Linked DNA regions of Homo sapiens: region 1 is linked to region 2. Evidence: chromatin contacts called from ENCODE Hi-C or POLR2A ChIA-PET data. All regions are on one chromosome and are shown on one strand. The core of a region is the stretch at or near the end of the contact, and the rest is flanking DNA. Distances in the headings are between cores, read along the strand shown. Region 1 overlaps DPH5-DT (DPH5 divergent transcript). Region 2 has its middle 56 kb from the start of S1PR1-DT.

What was found. Hi-C counts contacts between places; a loop is a spot of excess contacts on that map. ChIA-PET counts read pairs that join two places held with the same protein, here RNA polymerase II (POLR2A). Pooled maps may share reads with other maps.
Region 1: a loop to region 2 is called in a pooled map, with 2.6 times the contacts of the local background. The contact joins two enhancer-like sites. A Hi-C loop is called at or near these places in 6 of 37 single-sample maps with no recorded cell type and 9 of 50 pooled maps. POLR2A ChIA-PET finds 5 or more read pairs at or near these places in 2 of 52 experiments (activated CD4-positive, alpha-beta T cell and naive thymus-derived CD4-positive, alpha-beta T cell).

The regions. Positions count from the first base shown.
Region 1 is chr1:101,061,881-101,068,077 of GRCh38, reverse strand. All of the region lies in intron 1 of DPH5-DT (DPH5 divergent transcript), which reads right to left. Among named protein-coding and RNA genes, the nearest start is that of DPH5-DT, 39 kb to the right of the region's middle. Within about 2 kb of position 2,302, at least 2 of the 41 ENCODE cell types and tissues checked have a DNase peak (open chromatin) inside an H3K27ac peak, as active enhancers do.
Region 2 is chr1:101,176,599-101,183,653 of GRCh38, reverse strand. No RefSeq gene overlaps it. Among named protein-coding and RNA genes, the nearest start is that of S1PR1-DT, 56 kb to the left of the region's middle. Within about 2 kb of position 4,358, at least 5 of the 41 ENCODE cell types and tissues checked have a DNase peak (open chromatin) inside an H3K27ac peak, as active enhancers do.

The sequences.
Region 1 (6,197 bases), core at 1,053-3,552, 110 kb after region 2:
CAGGCAAGTCTTTTCCAAGATTGAATTAATATGCTTATAGGATGATCCATCTAAGTTTGAAAAATAATTTAAAGTAGAAATTAGTCTTCATAACCCATTTATGCCTGAGGTTGCAATTTTTTGAATTTTTGCATAAAATTCATATATGTAACCTGCAAAAATTTAAGGAACAAGAATTTGAAGAGAAAAAGTTTTTATTGTGTTTCACATAATGTTATGTGGCAATCAAAAAATGGAACACCGGGCATAAATGGCTTGGTTAAGGCCAGTATTGTGACAATTTGGTTTGAGGGCATTTTAGTTAAGAAATGCAATCCTCACCTACAGAATGGGAGAACATTTTTGCAATCTATCCATCTGACAAACATCTAATATCCAGAGTTTACAAGCATCTTAAACAAATTTACAAGAAAAAACAATCCCGTTAAAAAGTGGGCAAAGGACATGAACAGACACTTCTCAAAAGAAGATATTCATGTGGCCAATGAACATATGAAAAACAGCTTAACATCACTGATCATTAGAGAAATGCAAATCAAAACCACAATGAGATACCATCTCATGCCAGTCAGAATGGCGATTATTAAAACGTCAAGAAACAACAGATGCTGGCGAGCATGTGGAGAAATAGGAATACTTTTACACTGCTGGTGGGAGTGTAAATTAGTTCAACCGTTGTGGAAGACAGTGTGGCAACTCCTCAAAGATCTAGAAGCAGAAATACCATTAGACCCAGCAATCCCATTACTGGGTATACACCTAAAGGAATATAAATCATTCTATTATAAAGATACATGCACACATATGTTTATTGCAGCACCATTCACAATAGCAAAGACATGGAATCAACCCAAATGCCCATCAGTGACTGATAGACTAGATACAGAAAATGTAATATTCCATGTATCCACCATGGAATATTATGCAGCCATAAAAAGGAATGAGATCACCTCCTTTGCAGGACATGGATGGAAGTATAAGCCATTATACTCAGCAAACTAATGCAGGAGCAGAAAACCAAACACTGCATATTTTCACTTATAAGTGGGAGATGAACGATGAGAACACATAGAAACATTGAAGGGAACAGCACACACTGGAGCCTGTTCAGGGGGTGGAGGGAGGGAGAGCATCAGTAAAAATAGCTAATATATGCTGGGCTTAATACCTGGGCAATGGGATGATCTGTGCAGGAAACCACCATAGCACATATTTACCTATGTAACAAACCTGCACATCCTGTATATGTACCCCAGAGCTCAAAATAAAAATTGAAGAAAAAAAATGCAACTTTCTACTTCTAAAGGCATCTCCCTGGGACTGAATGCCCAAAATATCTTCTGTAGACTGTAAACCTGACAAGATCTGCCATCCTACCCCCACCTCTCTAATCTCATTTCCTGCCACTCTCTCCCTTCTCATCCTGCTCCTACCAAACTAACCTCCTTGCTATTCCTTGAATATGCCCAGCAATTCTGCCTCAGGATATTGGCACTTGCTGTTACCTCATCTGCTCTTCCTCAGATACCTTCAAGGCTCACTCCCTCACTCCTTCAATTCCTTCAGGTCTCTGCTCAAATCACCTTTTCAGAGAGGCCTTCCTTGACACCATATCTCAAGCAGCATACCTGCCCCATCCACTGTGGATCACTCCCTAACCTTCTCAGGCTGCTTTAATTTTTCATAGCATGTATCACCATCTGACATACTATTTACTTTTGGGTTTTTTGTCTGTCTGCCCTATTAGAATTTAAATTCTAAAAGGCTAGAGATTTTTGTAAATTCTACTAGCCATTTTGTAAACTCTACAGGGCTAATATTTTGACAATATTCCTAGTGATTAGAAATGTTTCTTAAACATAGAAAGTACCCCATAAATATTTATTGAGTGAATGAATTTGATCAATTTATCTGTAACTGTATACTCAGTATGAATTGTCTCTATTGTGGTATATTAACAGCTAAGGACTAATATGGTAATAGAAACCCCCTGAACTTATACATTCAGAATTTACTTTTTTGAATATCTGATATGCCCTTTGTTACTGACTTAGAAGCCCAAATTTACTTAGTAAAACTGTAGTTTTGTCTCCCCAAATCATCTTGCCTCAAAATCATTGCATTAGAAAAGGCAGTTCTGTGAACACCAACAGATTTAAACATTTAAAAGCCTATATGAAACATATAGCCTATATGTGAACATTTAAAAGCCTATATGAAAATGGGGATGGTAGAGGGGACATGATCCTTCCCATAGATAGTTTTATTCTAGTGGAGAGCCTCAAAGTGAAAGTACTGTTTCCTCTGTAGAGAAATTCTTGTGAGAAAGTCTTAAGCATAGCTAATTAGTTCTGAGTGGAAAAAAAGCGCTCTAAGTTAGGAAACTCATTTCATTGACTATTTAAGGGAACTTTTTATAAAATCAGTTATGGAAATAAATCTGTGGTTGTAATATGTTTATTTTATTTTATTTAAATAAATAAAATTTATTTAAACATTTTGTAATATGTTTATTGATGTTTAGTTAAAGTCATCAAATGCAAGACCAATTATAAAGTTGTGAAGAAAAAGAATATCAAAAGTTTCTAAAACATTTTAATTTAAAAATATCAATTGCACAAATGTTCTAAATAAATGCTTCTACTATCCTTTTTTTTTTTTTTAAACAAAGACAGGGTCTCACTATGTTGTACAAGTTGGTATTGAACTCCTGGGGTCAAGTGAGCCTCCCACCTCACCCTCCCAAAGTGCTGGGATTACAGGCATGAGCCACTGCACCCGGCCCACTCATCTTTCTTTCCCTATTTCTGACAATTATTTGATGCATCTCAGACTTGCCTGTGAAATATTGATATATTAAGTTAGAAATAACCAATCACCTGCTTTGGATTTATATCAGGTATTCTCTTATACTAGATTATCATAGAAACGTAATAAAAGGAACCAAGGGCTTACTTAAATTTATGATAAAAATAAATTTGAGAATAATTTATTAATTAATCCATTTTCCTAGTTAAGTTGCTCTTCCTTGCTATATCCAGTTATTATCTTAGTTCTACAATCTGATTTTTCCAAAATTTGTTCATAGCATTTAACTTTCTCCCTCATATTCATGTACACACACGTGCATGCCCATCTGCACATGTGTACACACACAGAAAAGGGATCCTGGTCAAACCCACTTACCAGCTTTATCTATGACATCATATAAACCTTTCACCCCAGCCATCTGGCTGCCGTTCCAAGTCCTTAATTTTTTTTGAGCACCAAGAAGTTTTAATTTGCAACCTGCTATTGCTTTTAGTTTTAAACTGGCTTGGCATTCTCAGTACTAACTAATACATTTTGGGAATCAGCTGTCATATGAATGTCTTTTGACCTTCAAAATATTAAGAAGGTAGCTGGGTGCAGTGATGTGCGCCTGTAGTCCTAGCTACTCAGGGGGTTGAAGTGGGAGGATAACTTGAACTCAGGAGTTCAAGGCTGGCCTGGGCAACATAATGAGACCCCATCCCACCTCCCCGTCCCCACCAAAAAATTGAGAAGACTGCCAAACTTGGATTAGGTTAAGCAGCAGATATGTCGACACTTCAGAAACAAGGGCTAGAGGCCCGAAGCAGGCTAGTGTTAGGATGACTAACTCATCCTGTTTCACCTGGGATTCTCCCAGTTTTAGCACTGAAATTCCCAAGTTCCAGGAATCCCGAGTCCTGGGCAAAAGGAGACAGTTACCTCGTGAGTGAGAGGTGGAAGAAAACTGAAATGATAGCATCCTGATATTTTGGAGTAGTCCAATGAGCTACTTTGAAAAGAATGGTAAGTGTAGATGTGGTTTTGAGAAGAGTCAGGGCCAGTTAATTTAGCTGGTGAGGCAGGATGGCAATGACTGTAGACAGACATCAGGAACTGGAGCCCAGGAATCTGGACTGGGTTAATGTAGCCTTGGTAAGGAGCAACGTGATACAAAGCCTATGGTGGGAAAGACAGTCCAGGTTCCATTTACTTGATAGTACAGCTGGCAGTGAAATTCTCTCTGACCTGGTGGGAATGAGTTTGCTGATGAAGAGCTTCAGGTTGTATGTGTGAAATACAGTGGAAGATAGACACAGATAAAAGTAAACTCAAAGGAGCTGAAGGTTACATAGCTAAGAAGAGGCAGTGCTAAATTTTAAGCCCAGATCTTTCTGACCCAAAGTGTGTTGCTCAGGCAACCTTTAAATAAAAGGTTATGATATAAATTCTATTCATAGAAATCCTCTATCTAGTAGTAGTTTTGTCAATGTCATTTCCCATTTCCTAGATTATTAAATTCTTAGAGGGTAAAGACTATTCCATATTTATTTTTGTATTTTTAATTAGAAAAATACTCGGAAGACAATAAGCTTTTGATATATGTTGTTGAATTAAAGAAAATTAAATAAGACCTGCACATTCCTACCTCTTTGCCTTTACTCTTATTAGGTGTTTCTGCTTGCACCATAGAATGTCCTTCTTCAAATTCTGTTCAACCTTAAAGCCCAGCTTGAGTTCTAGAATCTTTAGGTCATAGAGATCTCTCCCTTGTCTGAAATCGGCCTCAGCATTGTATCTTTTAATGTATTTAAATCTTATTATTTTGAAGGGTATTACTAGTGGCTTTATATCCATCACTATTATGCTTACAGCAGACAGTCAATCAACACTGATACTTGAAATCAAAAGCAGAAGTCTGTCAATAAATCTGTTCTCTTAATCAACAATTCAAAGCAGGAATGAACATTCAAAACAGGAAAAGGATTCTAAACCTCCTATCAGCAGCCAGACATGACTATAGTCTAGGTGCTGCTATTAAGTGTGCAAAAGAATTCCATTTGTCCTTATTTTATTTTATTTTTATTTTGTGAGATGGAGTCTTGCTCTGTCACCCAGGCTGGAGTGCAGTGGTATGATCTCGGCTCACTGCAACCTCCACCTCCCAGGTTCAAGTGACTCTCCTGCTTCAGCCTCCTGAGTAGCTGGGATTACAGGCACACACCACTACGCCTGGCTAATTTTTGTATTTTTAGTAGAGATGGGATTTCATCATGTTGGTCAGGCTGGTCTCAAACTCCTGACCTTGTGACCTGCCCGCCTCAGCTTCCCAAAGTGCTGGGATTACAGGTGTGAGCCACCACGCCCGACCCCATTCGTTCTTTATAAGGGACTAAGTAGCACCACATCTGAAACTTAGAGACTGTTGCCATGTTGATAAAGTTATCTTTAAAAAAAACACTTGTTTATGAAAAGGGATTCTCAGCATTTTTATAAGAGAAAAAATTAAGATATAGTTGCTATCAAAGCTGTTAAAACTGGAATACTTGCAATAAAAACTAATAAAAGCCCAGTTACTTTGGGGGGCTATATTGCAGCAAACCAAGTTGTGAAAATCAAGTTTACATATTCATTATTTATAAGTGACAGACTGAGGGAACAAATGAAACAACAAACAAGTGAGAACTATACCACTTATTAAGTACAAAAGTGAAATGAAATATACACTTTCTACTTTTGAATCAAAATTTTTGCTTAACTTATTTTTGTTTTGTAATCATTAACACCTCTATTTTTTTTCTTCTTTTTTTTTTTTTTTTTTTTTGGGGAGTGCAGTAACGCGATCTCCACTCACTGCAAGCTCCGCCTCCCAGGTTCACCCCATTCTCCTGCCTCAGCCTCTCGAGTAACTGGGAGTACAGGCATGCGCCACCACACCTGGCTATTTTTTGTACTTTTAGTAGAGACAGGGTTTCACCGTGTTAGCGAGGATGGTCTCGATCTCCTGACCTTGTGATCTGCCTGCCTCGATTTCCCAAAGTGCTGGGATTACAGGCGTGACCCACCGTGCCCGGCCCCAATCATTAAGACCTCTAAACTGCAAAAGGGATTTCCTTTTCTTTAACCCAAATCTCTACTAAACTCAATTTTTTTTTCCACTAGGCTGGGGAAACAGTATATAACTGAGTACTGACTTGGATTTTGTCAGAATCAGATAGCTGAAGTAAGAGACACATTAACAGCACGTTTCCTCATTCCTGTTTTCAGTGCTGAACAACAATTTCTATTACAGCCCAAGATTATACTAGTGTGTGACACAGAATGATCCTGCTTTTAAAACAACAATGGTAAAGTCAGAGCAGAATTAGTGTAAAGTGAATGAAACATAAGTGACAGGGCGTCTCTGC
Region 2 (7,055 bases), core at 3,109-5,608:
ATAAAAATAAGAAAGCAAAACCAGAGGCAGGAGGACAGGTCTTTCTTTTGATGTTGTATCTGGAGGTCATGTCTCTAGTGACTTATCACCTTAAGCTTTTCCAGCAACACCGAACAGTCTGCTTTCATCACCATAGAAGAGATAGCTTGCCAAGTCCACACGTAACACTATTTCCTATGGTCTCTCAAGAAGCTAATGCTGGATGATACCCTACACGAATGTACTGCATAAACCATGGAGCAGATTTAGTAGCTTTTACTGATAAAGTGAAAGGGAATGAAAAGCAATGATTCATGGACAGGAAAGACAGTTTGTTATTTTTATTTTACCATTAATATCTAGAAGAAGGAAAATGATTTCTGAAAGAACCCCATCACTACAGCCAAAGTGATATTTCTTCTTTCTTCTTTTCTTTCCTTCCCTCTCCCTTCCCTCCCTTCTTTCCCCTTCCCATCCTCTTTCTTTCTTTCTTCTTTCTCTTCTTTTCTTTTCTTTTCCCTCCCTCCCTCCTTTCTTTCTTTCTTTTTTTCTTTCTTTTTCTCTTTCCCTTCCTCCCTCCCTCCTTCCTTCCTTCCTTTCTTTCTCTTTCTTTCTCCCTCCCTCCCCTCCTTCCATCCCTCCCTCTCCCTCCCTCCCTCCCTTCTTTCTTTCTTTCTTTCACAAGGTCTTCCACAAGAAAGAAAGAAAGAAAGAAAGAAAGAATTAGTTCATTCTCACATTTCTATAAAGAACTGCTTGATACTGAGAAGTTTATAAAGAAAAGAGGTGTAATTGACTTGCAGTTGCATGTGGCTGGGGACACCTCTGGAACACTCTGTTGCCCAGGCTAAAGTGCAGTTGCACAAACATGGCTTACTGCAGCCTCAACCTTCCAGGGTTGACCTCCAGATACAACATCAAAAGAAAGACCTGTCCTCCTGCCAATCATACATCTCTGGTTTTGCTTTCTTATTTTTATTCTTCACCTTAATTCACAGATATGTGTGATATATAGTAGTTATATTAGCACAGTTCATTTGGACAGGGTTCAGGTGATTCTCCCACCTCAACTTCCCAAGTACTTGGGAATACAGGCATGTGCCACCACCCAGCTAATTTTTAGATTTTTTTGTAGAGGGGTTTTGCCATGTTGCCCAGGCTGGTCTCGAACTCCTGGGCTTAAGAGATCTGCTTGCCTCAACCTCCCAAACTGCTGAGACTACAAGTGTGAGCCACCGCACTGGCCCCAAAGTGATATTTCAAAACTGCAAATCTGATTATGTCATTCCTGCTTAAAATTCAACAATGGCTTCCTACTAGCCACTGTTTTTAGGGAAATCCTCAACATGGTTTACCAGATACTTCATGACTTGACCCACGTCTTCGTTTTTGGCCTGGGTTCATCTCACTATTTCCCACACAGTCTACAGCCATTCTGAATGCTTCTTAGCATCTTACTCATCAAGGCTTTTCATGCCGTAATGCACATTGAGTTCTCCAGGAAGCACACTCTAAGGCAGAGTTTAGAGTTCAGGATGTTTATTAGAGAGTGCTCTTGAGTCAACACCCAGGGAAGGGAGGAGGCGGAAGCAGAATTGGGAAGAGGGAGAAATCAAGCTGAGACGCAAGTCTGACAGCCTTAGCCAACAGCACACAGTGCTCTGTAACTGAAGTGGCTCATCAGAAGTGGCACACAAATGGGTGGAAGGGTGTGATCTTGGGTGAGGTGTCTCCCTGTAGCTGAGGCAATGCCTGAAAGGGCTGGCACTGCTAGCTCCAGGGGCATCAAGTCCTTCCTTAAAAGGGGATCTGAGCTTGGCATTTGTATATCACCTCAGCTTGGTATTTACCATGCATGAAACTCTCCAGTTCACTTAGGTCATTTTAACTCATCCTTCAGATCTCAATACAATCCTCATTTCTTCAGAGAGGGCTTCCCAAATTCCCAAACTCCGTTGGCACTTCCTTGTAACAATAACTCCATGAGGTATGGATCACTTCTGTAATATTCACTCTGTATCTTCAATGCCTACCACAGTGCGGACAGATATAGGTACTCTATTAATACTAACTGAATAAATGAACAAATCTGAGGATTAAGGAGCACTGCAAAGAGCAAAGACCCTTCCCAACACATCTAATTTGGCATATTCTAAGATTTTGTGGCAGTATGATGTTGAGGAAAGGACTTCAGGCCCCATCATCAGTCAGTGCCCAGTTAGTCAATCCCAGCTCAATCACATTTCAGCTGTGTGAGCATGGATACATTAATTAAACTCTCTAAGTTCTAATATTTAAAGTCAATAATGACAATGGCAATGTTAGTAGTAGTAAGAGTATCTTTCCTATAGGCTGTCCGGAGGGTTCAATGAAATAGTCTATATAAAGGATTTATCATAGAGCCTGGAATATAGTGAGGCATCAGTAAGTTACTAGATATAGATCCTATTAATATTTGACCTTTTGCTGGTATTTAAGTTCTTTAAATTTAAGGTAAATTTAAGTACTAAAATTTAAGGTATTTAAGTTCTTAAAATACCTTTAAAAAGAGAAGAATGTTAGAAAAAGACTTTTTTATATTTGCTCTTAAAAATGCATCAAAATAGTAATCTTAGAAAAAATTAGAAACTTGTTGGATTTCCCTACACTTACTTTACAGTTTAGAATTTATTTTTATTTTGCATTATATATGGGAGATGGAAGACAGTGTTATCTTCTCTTTACTTATGATCTTCTAAATTTTTTATTTATTTGTTTGTGTAGATATGTATGTATGTATGTGTGTATTTATTTATTTATTTTGAGACAGAGTCGTGCCCTGTCACCCAGGCTGGAGAGCAGTGGTGGGATCTCGGCTCACTGCAACCTCCACCTACAAGGCTTAAGTGATTCTTGCACCTCAGTCTCCTGAGTGGCAGGATTACAGGCACATACCACAAGGCCTGGCTAATTTTTTGTAGTTTTAGTAGAGACAGGGCATCACCATATTGGCCAGGCTGGTTTCGAACTCCTTGCCTCAAGAGATTCACCCACCTTGGCCTCCCAAAGTGTTGGGATTACAGGCGTGAGCCACCGCACCCAGCCTGATCTTCTAATGATTTCTTTATATACTTATTTATTTTATTTGTTATATATTTTTTTGAGACAGGGTCTCGCTCTGTCACTGAGGCTGGAGGGCAGTGATGTGATCATGGCTCACTGCAGTCTCGACCTTCTGGGTTCAAGCAATCCTCCTGCCCTAGCCTCCCAAGTAGCAGGACAACAGGTGTGAACCACTACGCCTGGCTAGTTTTTTAATTTTTTTGTAGAGGCAGGGTCTCACTTTGTTGCCCAGGCTAGTTTCAAACTCCTGGGCTCAAGTGATCCTCCCAAAGTGCTGGGATTACAGGTGTGAGCCACTGCACTTGGCTTTCTAATGTTTTAAATAAGGTCTGCTTCTGAACTCTCCACTCATACCACCTAGAAGTGTACAACTTGGCAATACTGATCTACGTGTAACTTACAAATAGTGGGGTGATGCTTTCGCCTATGTATGAAATGCCTTTTCCTACATTAGGAAATTTCTACTTCAGTATGAACTGGCTAATTGGCTCAAAAGTCACCTCCTGAACAAAACCTTCTCTTACTTCTTCCATGCTACTCCTGAATTCCCATTTTTACTATGACACCATTTACATGCCCAGGCTGTTGTTCTAACCCCGTTGCATTATATTTCCCCATTAGACTGTAAGCTTCTTGAGCAGTTTTTCACCTTTTGTATCTTGCACATTTGGCCACTCGATAAATGTTTGTTGAGTTGATTTGAATTAGAAGAAAATCACCAGATCTCTTCAGAAAGACACAAATAATGACTGGTTTAGGTAATCTAATGGTCTCAAAGAACACAGTACAAAATTGAATAAGTTGGAAGCCAAATATTTATTATTTGCTACTCTTTCATTTTTAATTGAAATATAACACTCACACAGAAAAGTGCCCCAAATTAGTGTATTACTCAATGAATCATCCCAAAATGCATAATTGATCATTAACAAAGTCAAGAAATAGAACATTGTCAGAAGCTCCTCCCATGTACATTTAAGCATCAATTTTTGTAGAGTATTTTCCTTTACACCAGAGACCTTATCTGAGCCTTTCAAAGTTATTCATTTCAAAGTATTCATTTCAAAGAAATGAATACTTGTCCACCCGGCTTTCATTATGGTCTATCGTGGTAGTTGATTGCCAGCCACTGTCACTGACGTGTATTTTCAAATCTTGTCATCTTTGTGAAGAAATATAGACATTTGGCACTCCACTTCTATGTCTTTATGACTCTTGTTTCCACGGGGCCCTACTTCTTCCTTTGTCTCCTTTTATTGTGTGTTCTTTAACCCCACACTCTTCCTCAATGAAACACTTTACCCACTTCCTGTCAACCATCTGACCTCGCTTCTCCTTATAACTCCTCCACTATTGAAAGCTTTTGAAAAACTCCAAAAGGAATTGAATTTTTGATGAGGACTTAAAATAAGATACAAATGTGATTTCTTCATTTGTTCAGACTGCAAAAGTTAAGGGAAATTAAAATATGAAGACGGGTCTATAACAGAGTAGAAAAGATGACAAATTTAGAGAAAATGATTTACTTTTCTGCGTGACAGGCAGAAGAATATAAAGAAACTGAAACCACTGGCAACCTCAAAAGGGTTAATTTTAAGAGTTGTACTCAGGAGACTTATGTCACAGTGATGGAAACAATGCTGCTACAGAAAGCTTCAAAGGTGCAAGTAACTGAAAATGCTATTTATTAGTCAGTTTAGAAGGAAGAAAATTAATAATCACAAGAACTGACTACTTCTCTGGAAATGTCTCATTTCTTTCTATGTCACTGTAAGTTAGCTTTCTCTTTTTTATTATTCTTAACGGTTCTTTCCATTTCTTGTCAGTGTCATGTCATTTGAAGAACTGATATTTGCTGAGATTTGTGAGTATAAGCCATTGCATGCAGGGAGTAAAAGTCTTCTCTTAAATCTTAATGAGGGCTGGGCACAGTGATTCATACATATAATACCAGCACTTTGGAGGCCAAGTGCTCCCAAAGCACTTGGCAGGAGGATCACTAGAGTCCAGGAGTTTGAGGCCGGCCTGGGCAACATAGGGAGAGCCTGTCTGTACCAAAATAATAAAAAACATTAGCTGGGTGTGGTGATGCACCTGTGGTCCTAGCTACTCAGGAGGCTGAGGAGCTACTCAGGAGGCTGAGACAGGTGATGCACCTGTGGTCCTAGCTACTCAGGGAGGATCACTTGACCCCAAGAGGTCAAGGCTGCAGTGAGCCTTGAAAAGATTAGGATCTTTCCATGGCACTCCAGCCTAGGGGAACAGAGTGAGGCCATCTAAAAAAAAAAAAATCCAAAAAAAAAAACCTTAGGCCAGGAGTGGTGGCTCACGCCTGTAATCCCAGCACTTTGGGAGGCCGAGGCAGGAGGATCACGAGGTCAGGAGATCGAGGCCATCCTGGCCAACGTGGTGAAACCCCATCTGTACTAAAACTACAAAAAATTAGCTGGGCATGGTGGCACATGCCTGTAGTCCCAGCCACTCGGGAGGCTGAAGCAGGAGAATCACTTGAACCCGAGAAGCGGAGGTTGCAGTGAGCTGAGATCGCACCACTGCATTCCAGCCTGGCGACAGAGGGAGACTCCGTCACAAACAAACAAACAAATCTTAATGAGATGCCTCTAATTATATTTTGAACTTAAAAAAATGTCCTGGTATATACGCTTCAGCTATTATATATAATGGCAATGCCCAACCTTTTTGGCACCAGGGACTGGTTTTGTAGAAGACAATTTTTCCACAGAGTGGGTTGGGGGAATGGTTTCAGGATGAAACCGTTCCACCTCAGATGATCAGGCATTAGATTCTCATAAGGAGAGCACAAACTAGATCTCTCGCATGCGCAGTTCACAATAGAGTTCCTGCTGCTATGAAAATCTAATGTCGCCCCTGATCTGACAGGAGGCAGAGCTCAGGCAATAATGCTGTCTCTCCCACCACTCACCTCCCACTGTGCTGCATGGTTCCTAACAGGCACTGACTGGTACCCATCTGTGGCCTGGGGGTTGGAGACCCCTGCTCGAGACTGTATTAATAAAAAGCCATTAAAAACCACATGACAAAAAGAGGAGATCTTTTCAGAAAGATTAAATTTTCCCATTTCTGTTTTAATATTTAGGGGAAAGATTTAAATCAGAAAGATCTTATGCACAAATAACCAGTAATGTTATTAAGACTAAGCTACATCATAAAAAAGTCCATAATACTATGCAGCCATAAAAAGCAACAAGATCATGTTGTTTGCAGGGACATGGATGGAGCTGGAAGCTGTTATTCTCAGCAAACTAATGCAGGAACAGAAAACCAAACATCGCATGTTCTCACTTATAAGTGGGAGCTGAAGGATGGGAACACATGGATATATGGTGCGGGGGAACAATACACGCAGGGGCCTGTGTTGGGGTAAAGGTTGGGGGAGAGCATCAGGGAAGAATAGCTAATGGGTGACAGACTTAATACCTAGGGGATGGGTTGATCTGTGCAGCCAACAAACATGACACACATTTACCTATGTAACAAACCTGCATATCCTGCATATGTACCCTGGGACATAAAATAAAAGTTGATGGAAAAAAAAATAAAAGAAATTCTATAATGTTTCTATGGTGTATGGTTAAGGAAGGCAAGTAAGACTCAAATTACAAGAATTAAATGGAAAGAATACAACATAAACACCCTTTTATCAAGTGAGCATCTACATATTATTTGTCTAGAACTATGGTATGAGCTTTAAGGCTGGACGTGGTGGCTCACGCCTGTAATCCCAGCACTTTGGGAGGCCAAGGCAGGCAGATCACCTGAGGTCAGGAGTTCAGGACCAGCCTGGCCAACATGGTGAAAACCCATCTCTACCAAAATACAAAAATTAGCCGGGTGTGGTGTCACATGCCTGTCGTCCCTGCTACTCAGGAGGCAGAGGCAGGAGAATCACTTGAACCCAGGAGGTGGAGGCTGCAGTAAGCCAAGAACGTGCC